3 separate regions of the Homo sapiens genome follow, and all the other regions are linked to region 3. A link is a contact called in ENCODE Hi-C or POLR2A ChIA-PET data. All regions are on one chromosome and are shown on one strand. The core of a region is the stretch at or near the end of the contact, and the rest is flanking DNA. Distances in the headings are between cores, read along the strand shown.

Region 1 (3,396 bases), core at 635-3,134, 2.7 Mb after region 3:
TTACAGGTGTAAGCCACCACACTCAGCCAGATTTTTTTTCTTAATCGTTTCTTTTCCCCTGAATGGTTTTGATCCACAGTTGGTTGAATCTGTGAATGTGGGACCTTGGGATATGGAGGGCTGACTATACCTATTTAGGCATCTAGTCTCAGTCTCAGGGTAAATAAACGACATAAATAACTACTTAAAGTTGGTGTAATAACAAATATGTATGAAGTGCCAAGAGCACCTAGATGAAGGGGTAAACAGTTCTGTTTATAGAACTTACAGAAAGTGGAACTGAACTGGAGGATGAGCTCAGAATCTCCAACCTCATTCCACTCTACTCTCCTTAACTTAGTTCTAGCCATGTAGATCATCCTCTAGTTCCTCAAAACTACCAAAGTTCTTTCCCACTTTAGGGTTTCCATACTCTACCTGGACCTATCTTTGTCACACTTGTCCTCTGGCTATCTCCTACTCATTCATTAGATCAGTTAGTATATCACTTCCTCAGTTAGCCTTTCTCAGACTCCCCAGTTCTCCCTTATTTTTCTCAGAGCAACCTTAATTTCTTTATATCATTTTTCACAATATGTAATTACATAACCACATGTGGTGGCCGGGTGCGGTGGCACACGTCTGTAATCCCAGCACTTTGGGAGACTGAGGCGGGCAGATCACTTGAGGTCAGAAGTTCAAGACCATCCTGGCCAATATGGTGAAACCCCGTCTCTACTAAAAATACAAAAATTAGCTGGGCATGGTGGTGGGCACCTGTAGTCCCAGCTACTCAGGAGGCTGAAGCAGGAGAATCGCTTGAACCCAGGAGGCAGCGGCTGCAGTGAGCCAAGATGTGCCACTGCACTCCAGCCTGTGCAACAGAGGATACTCTGTTTAAAAAAAAAACAAAAAAATCTGTGTGGGATTATTTGTTCTAAGTCTCTCTCCTTCAGTAGAATGTAAGCTCCATGAGGGTAGGCTATATTGTCCACCATGGTATATATTCAGTGCTTTGTATAGTGCTAGAGACATAGCGCTAAATACACATTTATTGAATGAACGAAGGAGTAGCAGCAGCAGGCTGACTCCCCTGATCACCCAGCTGGCCTAGTTTCTGCCATCACTTTGCCATCCCAGAATGACTCAGGTAGAGTCCAGTCCAGCCCAGCGCCCAGAGCGACTGTCCTCTCCTCTGCAGCATTTCAGATCCTCCTCAATGACCTGGTTTAGGGAGGCAGACATAAGCGCCCCGTGAGTAGAGTTAGAGACTTTCTCAGTGGCTCCCTACAGGAATGATATTACCTTGGGGGTTTTGAGCACAAATTTCTGTTTGCTTTCATCAGGACCCAGCTGTGCCTTCAGTTTCAGGAGTTTCGCCACCTCCTCCTCGATCTGTGGAGGGAAAGAAGGCGCTGAGCTATCCATCTGTCACTCTCCTCCCTCCCCCGCCATTCATTCAATATTCCTCCCTCATCACATCTCTCTGCTCAGGCCTAGCTTTGTTTCTCTCGGGACCCACCCCGGATGTCTCCCCACGCAGCCCACTCTCCTCCCTACAAGACTGGTCGCTTCCCTCACATCTCTACCCTATGTCCCGAACACCCTGGCTTTACGTCCTCCCAGGCTTTGCCTTGGCCCTCTCCCCTGCTGCCTAAATCTCACCAGCTCGGCGCTGGCCTTCTGCTGCTTGAGGCCTCGCACGCGCTCTCCCTGAAGTTTCACCAGCTCCTCCAGCGCCGCACGCTCTGCCATCCCGGCTGTCCACTTGAGCCGCCTGCTGTCTCGACCTGCGGTGGTTGCCCCAGCCTCAGCAAGGATGACTTCCGGCTATCGAGTCGCTGGGTCGCACGCCTAGAGAGCCTCCGCCGAGCACAAAAATTATTTCCGGCTCCTCCCGGAAGTGCCGAAGCTGGCTACTAAGGGAACTTGGGAGGATCCCACCTCAGCCTTCGTGACTAGTGAGGTGCGCAAACGCCCGAGTTTTCCCTGGTGCGCGGGTTCCGCCTTTGCAGTGCCCTCCACCCTTCCTGGTGTCTGACCCGCCTCCTTCCCAGGCCTTTTGTTCCTGTCCCGGAAAGCCGGCGTCCTGCCGCGCGATGCCCCTGCTCGGACTTCTTCCCAGGAGGGCCTGGGCTTCGCTGCTCAGCCAGCTCCTGCGACCGCCCTGCGCTTCGTGCACCGGGGCGGTCCGTTGCCAAAGCCAGGTGAGCGAGACAGAATTATCTCTGGTCTGTCCCAGCAGGGTCTCCAGATCTGAACGCATAGCCTCGCGGCCTGTATTCCAGTAGTGTTACAATCGGTTTTTATCGAGTGCCCACTATGTACTGACACTGAACTAAGCGATTTGGATGCCTGGTCATTTAATCCTTGGAGCAATCTTGAGAGGTTGGAGTTTTGATTTCCATTCTGCAGTTGAGGAAACGGAGGCTGCAAGATTAAATGAATGACTTATACACGGATATGTAGTAAGGGAGTATTTTAATTCATATCCACACTTTTTCCTGAAACTCTTGGACTCAAACAGTAACATTTTTAAGCGAAATATATGAATATTCCTAGTAAATGAGATGACTAAAGATCAGAAGTAGACTGAGTTCATCTTAGAATTTACCTCAAAATGAATCTCAGAAAAACATTTTCAGATGTCAGAGAGTTTTGGATTTTGGAATTGCAGATAAGGGATTGTGTACTTGAACTTGGACTTCTCTTAGGGCAGATAATCGCCATAGTATGGAACCACCACATCCTCTATTTTTGGAAGGGCATACAGCGTGCTGGTAATGTCACTGATTAAGTTTTGCCTTACTTCGGAAAGATTCTAATGCTCTCTTAGCAGATGCTTTGTGCTATCGTGAACAATAGGGCACAGATCTTTTATTGATATTCAATCACAGCATCTTATCAGTCTGAGTTTTTTAGCTCATTCAAGAAATCCATATCTTATCATTCCACAGGCTTGTTCTGTGTCCTTGAGCTGGTTCCCTTGTCTTCAAGTTACAGTTTTCCTCTCTCTAAACCTGATAACCAGTGCTACCTTATTAAAAATTATTATTTTTTTGTCCGGGCACAGTGGCTCATGCCTGTAATCCCATCACTTTGGGAGGCCAAGGGGGGTGGATCACCTGAGGTCAGGAGTTTGAGACCAGCCTGACCTGTATGGCGAAACCCCGTATCTACTAAAAATACAAAAATTAGCCGGGCGTGGTGGCATGTGCCTGTAATCCCAGCTACTCGGGAGGCAGAGACAGGAGAATCGCTTGAACCCGGGAGGCGGAGGTTGCAGGAGCTGAGATCGTGCCACTGCACTCCAGCCTGGGCGACAGAGTAAGACTCTATCTGAAAAAAAAAAAAAAATTATTTTTGCTCTTTCAGTAGGAACGGTGACCTGGAGAAGATCACCATAATCCCTACCCC
Region 2 (3,909 bases), core at 553-3,052, 2.6 Mb before region 3:
TTATGCCTCCTTCTAAAGGCCTGCCTCAAACAATTTTCATTTAGACAACCCTCTTAATGCCTTATCTAGGGATCAGCATTAACAATGGTGACAGATCGAAGCCAAAGAACAGACTGGAAAGATTTCTCTCTCCTTGTAAAACTAGAAGGGGGAAGAATTTGAAGTCTTTCAAGAGTTTTGTTGTGTTTAAGAAAAAATAAGTTTGAAAACATACTCATCCTCATCAGAGAGTCTCTTGTGCAAGACTGAGATGCTGCTGCCCAACTCTAGTTAAATGTGTACAATGGGTATTAATTCCAGTTGCAGGCAAGAGGTGTCCATTTCAGAGTTAACACCTCTGACAACAGGCTAGTAGCCTAAAGGTGGCCTGCAGTAGGTGAATTCCACCTAATTTACAACTCGAGTCTCCCATTCAAACCTAAGACTGTTAAAAAATGCCCGACTCCCTGGAGCAGGGAGCTTTGGAACAAAACACTTCCCTTACCCCCTACTTTAACGGTAAAACCTCAAACCACAAAGGTGGAAGAAAAGAGGGAAGCTAGCAGGAGTGCCCCCTCTAATTGTCTATTCTTATGTGCTGTTTACTGGGTCATTAAAATCTTACAAGGCCTTTATAGTCATTGTAATTGTTGAATTCAAGGTTTGTCCCAGTTGTTTGTACAGAAGTCTCTCACTTTGAAACTCAGAAACATTTCCCCTAACATCTTGTCTAAAAGAACCTTTCAAGCAATGTACTGACCAACTCCTTGAGTGATCTGTGGCCCCTGCAGGAGTGGGGGTAGGGAGCGCCATGTCGCACACCTGTTGTCAGGTGACACTGCCAGCAGCATCCTGCACACTCACCTCCCCACTCCACCCCACCCCCAGCGAGGCTCTTTCCTGCTGGCCTTCTCCACCCGGGGAAGCCTACAGCCTTCCGGAGTTACCTTTTAAAAAAAGCAAACCCTTCCTACCACAAAGCAAACAAAAGGCTGATACCGAGACAATCGGGAGCAGCGGGGGTTCCCGTGGCCCCTCTCCAGCCCATCCTTGGACCACTCCCCAACCCGGTCCCCCGCACCAGCCCGGCTTCAATCCCGCGAGTAGCCCCCGCCTTCCCCTCCCTGCAGATAGCGAGCCAGACGCCTACACCTCGGCCCCCCGGGGCTCGGGCCCGACTTATTGTGCCGGGGCCGGCAACTCGCGGGCCGGCGGGGGCCTCACCAAGTACAACTCTGCTCACAGCAGCTCCCGGGTGCCCAGGCCCAGACTGCCTAGCCAGCGCCGCGGGGCCTCCTGCGGCCTCGGGCCTGGCCCGTGAGCCCGCCCCAGGAAGGGTCGCCAGGGTAGGCGCCAGCACCGCTTTTTTCCCACAAAAGCGCCCAGGCGCGGGCAGGGGGATGCGTTTCGAAGAGAAGTTGGTTTCCAGGTTTCTTTTTTGAACAAAACCAAAGGGAATCCCGCGCGGCCCGACAAGGCCTGGGAGGACGTAGTGCACGCGCGAGGACCCGGCGTGGGCCACACCGAACCCGGCGGCCCGAGCCCGGCCCGCACCACACCGGTGCGCGCCAGGCCGGGCCGCTCCCGGGCACCCGCGGCCGGACCCGAGCGGCGGGGACAGGGAGTGCGGCAAGGGGGCCCGCGCGGCACTTACGCGGCGGCTCGGTGGCGGCGGCGGCAGCTGCAAGGTGTCTCGGCCTGAGCCCTCCTGGCCGCTCGCGCCTTTTCTCTCCGCGCTCCTCGCTGGCCCGCCCGCCTCTTCGCTTCCCGCCCGCGCGGCCCGCGCTCTCCCCCTCCGCCCGGCGCCGCTGCCGAGTGAACTGGAACCAGTCCTCGCGGCCGGCTTCCCACAATGCACAGCGCGCCGCTCGTCACATCCCTTCGCGGCCCCGAGCGTCCGGCCTCCGCGCCCGTGCCGCCCGGCGCCCCGGCCTTGACCCCGGGCCCGCGCCCTACCCGTTGACGCCGGCCGCTCTGCGCCCAGGCACCAGCCCGCACCCCGGACGCGAGGTCTGACCCATGACCCCGGGGACGCCCAGAGCCCAGTCCTTGGGAAGGGCCAGGCCCCTGGAGAGGAGCTTCTTCAGGGCGCGTCCCAGACTCTGCGTCTCGAGTGAACGCCTACTGTGTGCCTGGCTCTGAGCACGGGACTGTCGCTGCCACGGCATCTTTAGGAACCTTCCCACTAACCCAGTGGGAAGGCACAATGGCTGTTACCAGCGATCGCTCTTCCCTCCCCAGTCAATGCCAACTCCCCCCTGCCCCGCCTCAGAGACCCCGCTGTCTTTAGATACAGGCCACCGCCAAGCCCTGGTCTGCCCCAAGATCAATTACTGCGCACCCGGTTCCCCTGGGGTCCTTCAGTTAATCCTCCTCACCCCGAAGTCTGGAACCTGCCTTGCACATGGAAGCGGTTAGCTACTTCGCTTCAGCAAAAGTTCACTTTCGGACCCAAGTTGGGAATTACTAATGTAGACAGTGATTCCTTATCATCACACACGTTTTTTAAAAACTGCGGACAGGCCGAAAGAGGAGGAGCCGCCACAAAGCCCGCCACGTCTTCCTAAATTGGTTTACCGCCTGAAGGCATTGGTGCCCCATCCCGGGTACTTAAATGGGGGCCTGCCCTCTACTCCCCTCCCTCCAAAGTGTGGAGCCGGAAGCCACTTCTCCATCCAGCTGTGAACTAAATTTGGATAATAATACACATCCCTCAGGGTTGATGTGAAGTTTAAAGTGCCGCTACTGGGGATTATGGAGGTAATTAGAGACCCCCACCCCCACCCCCCAGTCCTCAGGCTGCGCGGGAATCGCAGCGGCAGTAACCTCCACCTCACCGGGATGCTTTACACCTTACTTTAAGAGTTTGCAAAACAATGTCCAATACCTGCCATTCATGCATTCGTTAATTCGATTAAGTACTGAGAACGTATTTTGTGTCATACATCGATTTGGGTGCTGGATATGAAACAGCCAAGAGAACAGGCAGAAATCTCTGCCCTCCTGTAGTTTGCAGTCTCGTGGGGGAAAGACAGACAAACGGGAGAATGTGTCAGAGGGTCTCCATGGGGTGGAGAAAAATAAGGCGGAGAAGGGGAATAGGAAGTGTGAGATAAGAGTGAGGCTCAAATACAAGAGAAGGCCTCTATGAGAAAGTAACATTTAAAGCCTGAAGAAATTGAGGGAGCAAGCCGTGTGGATGTCTGGGGAAGAACTGCGCCGAGCATGAGGAATAGCAAGTGCAAAGGCTGGGGTAGGAGTGTGTCCAAAATAGTCAAGACAGAGCGAGTGTGAGGTTGGAGTAGAATGGGTGAAGGGGAAAGTAACAGGAGATGAAGCTGGAAAAATGATGATGCTTATGATGCTTCTGGTCCCAAAACAAAGCATTATGGTTCTATGAGGATCTCCCGAAGAAAAGATGTCAGGAAAGGTGCAGAGACCCTCCCCCACACACCACATTGTTGTTCCATCCTTCTCTGTGCCTTTGGGCAAGGACTCTCCGTTCTGTAGGGACCACCAGGTGGAATTAAAGTCTACACTCCTCCAAGAGCTGATCTTGGGGCGGCCCCACCTCCATGCCCCTCTACAGCGTGCCATTCTCATAGAACACACTAGGACCTTTGTCCTCTGGAGCTGTTCAGTGCAGCAGCTCTGACCTCATCCTTCTCCAGAAGCCTCCACCTTCTCTCCCCTCTCTCCTCCTGCGCTTTGTGTGTCCTGTTCTTCCACTTCGGTGACCTGTCTCCTCCCCTAATCTGGCTCAGAGAGGGGTACCAGCTGCTGCTGCTGCTATTGCTTCTTCTTCTGTTAAAGGTTTTTTATTTTTTTCCAATGACAAAGCTATGCTCATTCTGAAAACATGAAAAATAAAAATGCTCAAAAAATAAAACTCACTCTACATTCATTGCTAGGAGAGAACAGCCTGCTCCC
Region 3 (3,404 bases), core at 62-2,561:
GGATCACTTGAGGTCAGTTCAAGACCAGCCTGGCCAACTTAGTGAAATCTGATCTCTACCAAAAATACAAAAATTAGTCAGGCGTGGTGGCGGGCGCCTGTAGTCCCAGCTACTCAGGAGGCTGAGGCAGGAGAATCGCTTGAATCCGGGAGGAGGAGGTTGCAGTGAACCGAGATCGCTCCACTGCACTCCAGCCTGTACGACAGAGCGAAACTGTCTCAAGGAAAAAAAAAAAAAAGTAAGAAGGCGCTCCCAATGGATATACAAATAATTATCAGTCCATTCAATTCCATCAACAAGCACTTAGTAAATGCACAGTACCTGTGAGAAAACCAGGCCAACAAGCATTTCAAGGTTACCAAAAAAGGAAGGTTGAAAATAGCCTCACACTAACCCAGCTCTAAAAAGACAAATAATTCAAAACCACCCTTTAATGTCTGTCTCTCTAAACAGGTGCACCCCAGTTAATGTTAATAGTCTGCATTACTACTGGTAATGATTCTGGCTACCATTTTAGATTATCAGATCCTTCAAAGTAAATGCCCAACTTTTTTCACTGATTAGAAGGCGAAACGGGGAACCAAATGAAATAATCCACCGTCTTTCTAAAAGTCAGTTTGATTTTAACTGATTACAAACAAAAAGGGCTTAACAGTTTCCCACTGCGCAAATGTGCCAACCGATTCCTACAACCTCATCTAGGAAACCAGGCGTGCCACGCGAACCCTAATGCTATACAAAGTGTCCCCCTCCAGCCTGGCCTATGCAGAGCGCATTCTAGACAAGGCCCCAGTGCACCAACAGCCCAATTTTGGCTATATTCTCTGAGCGATTTAAGGAAGTCCGCAACCACTCATCTCACGTGACCTTAAAAAGGGGCGCAGTTGAGCCCAGAATAAAACACACTCCTTTTTCTTCTACATCAACTTCACTGCCCAGCATGAAGGAAGTGGGCGGGGAAGAGGCGCAGCGCCAGCGGGCAGGAGAGGTCAGCAAAGAAACGTGGGGTGTCGCGCCATCTACTCTGGAGGGGCTGGAGGTGAGGGGCACGCCCGCTCAACTGCACTGCAGCCGCTGCAAATCCAAGGCTGCCACACCCCCCGGCAGCCAGGGACACGGCTTCATCTTCCTCTTTCTCCAGCGGAAAGGGGGCCCTCTCCACGGAACGCCCCACCTGCTAGAGTCCTCCACATCCCGAAACGCAACGCCCGAGAGCAGGCGCGGGTGGCAGGCGGCGCTGGGGGGCAACAGGAGGGGAAGGGCCGCGGCGACCTGCAACCCGCGCATGCGCAGATCCGGGTACCCGCCCGTTTACCTACCGTTGGAACCGCGATGCCCCGTTCCCTGGCCGCGGCCGCTTCTCCAGGACCCGCGGCGACGGCAAGAGGGCGAGAACTGAGGCCCCAAGTGGCTCCGCGGCCGAGAAGCCTCTTCCTGGGGCGGCCGCTGACGGGAGGTTAAAGCTACGGCTGTGGCGCGGGGCCAGCCCGGTAAGCGACCCCCCGGATACCCCCGGCGGTGGTGGCGACGCAGACGCGGAACAGGGGGAGAGAGTGGCGACAGAGGCGGCGGCTGAGGTGCAGAGCCTCCCTAACGGCGAGCGGGAGGAGAGCGGCTGGCGGGCGGAGGCCGGGCCGGACGTGACGTGCGTGGGAGGGGGCGGGGCAGGCCGCTGGTGGGGGCGGGGCGGCGAGGGTCCCCACCCCCACAGCATTCCGGGCAGCGGCCCTGTGTCCTGCAAGCTTGAGGACCGCGGTTCCTCTCCCACCAATTGGGGTCCTGAATTAGGGTGCGAGCAGCCAGGCGCCATCCCGGGGCGGGTTGTGGGGTCCTCGGTATGGGGAGGTTGGGAAACAGAGAGGACACTGGGGAGAGGAAAGATAAAGGGAAAATCCGGAACACAGAGATCGCTTCTGGTCTCTGCGGAGGAAGCCAGGCCCCCAGGGCGCCCATATCCAGGTGAGGAGCACAGAGACCTGAACCGAAAACCGCTGGGGGAGACCTAAGCGGTGACTTCGGTTCCCATTCCCAGAGATGTGAGTTAGATCCGGGACCACGGGGCTGCACCTGCGTCCTGCCCGCCCCCACCCTACCCCTTCACCTCAGGACCTGACCTAGACTCCAGAGAGAACAGTAAGGCTTCGGTGCCTTAGTCTGGGACTGTGGAAGTCGATAGGCTGCGGGCTTACAGGGAGCTTCGTATACTAAAATCAGCCAGCTGCGGAGGCAGAGCTGAAAGGAGGCAGAAAGAATGAGCTCTCTGAACTTGCATGGCTACCCAGACCATCCCTACAACTCCCTTGAACTCACAAGGGTATGAATATTCAGCCAATCTCTTCTTTGTTATAGTCTGTTAAGGGCTTTGAGATCTTCCATTTGGACTCCTTGACAGCCGGTAGATCAACACCTGCACAAAAAATAGCAGCCACCACAATTCAGTTGTCCCTTACCTACCTGAGCTGGAAGTTAGTAACTTGGAAAATGTAAAACAAGAACCCTCATAGAACTTGGGACAAGATTTGAAAAAAATAAAGTTACCCTATGAAATGATCTGTAAATGGGCTACAGAGGCCACAGTGTCTCCCACATTTCATCAGAGAGAGTAAACCATGTGTAACCTAAGTGTCACATACCCAGTTAATGCTGTCATAACCGAAGGGTGGGGTCCACAAAGAGTCTAAAACCAGAAGAATCTGAATAAGAATGTTCTATGAGGCTCCCAGGAACTCTGTCCAGGAACGAGGCAACTGATTCTAATGACCAGAACCAACACTTACTCTCAGGGCAGTTAAATCTTAATTCAGATTCACTCACTCATTCAACAGATACTTAGTGAATGCTTACTATGTTCTAGTCTCTTAAGATACGTCAGTAAATCCCTGCCTTCGTGGAGTTTATATCCTAGCAAACCTAAATTCTGGATCTCCGTTAAGAGCATACAAAGGCCCATACTCTGATTCCAAACTCAGCTAGTAGCCTTTCCATCATTCAGGGAGTCTCTCAAATAAATCTACATACCCAATAAGAAGGGATTGTCCAAGGCATATAACTAGGACTAGTTATACTAGCTGTACAGTTTTTGTCAATAAATTCATATCATGGTTTACAAATCGGACACTGTTCACTGGGTTGAATTGTTTTATCCGAATTAATTTCTCAGAGCCTATTTAAACTTGAGCGAAGTGAAATAAAAGTTTCCAAATCTGCCAAACAGGATCAACAGAGCCTGATTTCAGAGCAGCCCAGTGAAGATGCAGTCTGTGCATTTAGCCTTGTATCTCTCTTTAAATATCTTAAATGAAAGCTTTACCTGTGATTCCATGCTTGGAGAACAGGAGCAATATGATTGCTTCAAAAGCTTTATCATAAGTGCGTAAAAGTCTTGAGAGTAAATCCGAAGAGAG

Evidence for each region. Hi-C counts contacts between places; a loop is a spot of excess contacts on that map. ChIA-PET counts read pairs that join two places held with the same protein, here RNA polymerase II (POLR2A). Pooled maps may share reads with other maps.
Region 1: a loop to region 3 is called in a pooled map, with 5 times the contacts of the local background. The contact joins the promoter of HARS2 here to the promoter of FAM13B-AS1 in region 3. A Hi-C loop is called at or near these places in 1 of 168 maps with a recorded cell type or tissue (CD8-positive, alpha-beta T cell) and 2 of 50 pooled maps. POLR2A ChIA-PET finds 5 or more read pairs at or near these places in 1 of 52 experiments (PC-9).
Region 2: a loop to region 3 is called in a map of naive thymus-derived CD4-positive, alpha-beta T cell, with 13 times the contacts of the local background. The contact joins the promoter of MACROH2A1 here to the promoter of FAM13B-AS1 in region 3. A Hi-C loop is called at or near these places in 1 of 168 maps with a recorded cell type or tissue (naive thymus-derived CD4-positive, alpha-beta T cell), 2 of 37 single-sample maps with no recorded cell type and 7 of 50 pooled maps.

What each region holds. Positions count from the first base shown.
Region 1 is chr5:140,689,571-140,692,966 of GRCh38, forward strand. It overlaps HARS2 (histidyl-tRNA synthetase 2, mitochondrial), which reads left to right and starts at 1,885. Exons shown (of 13, transcript NM_012208.4): 1 at 1,885-2,186. The coding sequence starts at 2,079. It overlaps HARS1 (histidyl-tRNA synthetase 1), which reads right to left and starts at 1,800. Exons shown (of 13, transcript NM_002109.6): 1 at 1,645-1,800; 2 at 1,285-1,374. The coding sequence starts at 1,734. RefSeq lists enhancers at 1,507-1,736, 1,897-1,986, 2,067-2,136 and promoters at 1,735-2,185, 1,735-1,856, 1,828-1,854, 1,919-2,235.
Region 2 is chr5:135,397,429-135,401,337 of GRCh38, forward strand. It overlaps MACROH2A1 (macroH2A.1 histone), which reads right to left and starts at 1,803. Exons shown (of 9, transcript NM_138610.3): 1 at 1,634-1,803. RefSeq lists silencers at 1,139-1,198, 1,509-1,678, 1,689-2,148 and enhancers at 2,049-2,554, 2,555-3,060.
Region 3 is chr5:138,031,463-138,034,866 of GRCh38, forward strand. It overlaps FAM13B-AS1 (FAM13B antisense RNA 1), which reads left to right and starts at 1,312. Exons shown (of 2, transcript NR_037900.2): 1 at 1,312-1,490. FAM13B (family with sequence similarity 13 member B) reads right to left here and starts at 1,617. Exons shown (of 24, transcript NM_001385994.1): 1 at 1,320-1,617. LOC124901077 (a long non-coding RNA gene) reads left to right here and starts at 1,677. Exons shown (of 2, transcript XR_007058952.1): 1 at 1,677-1,789; 2 at 2,033-3,211. RefSeq lists enhancers at 646-705, 806-1,689 and silencers at 1,196-1,265, 1,276-1,325.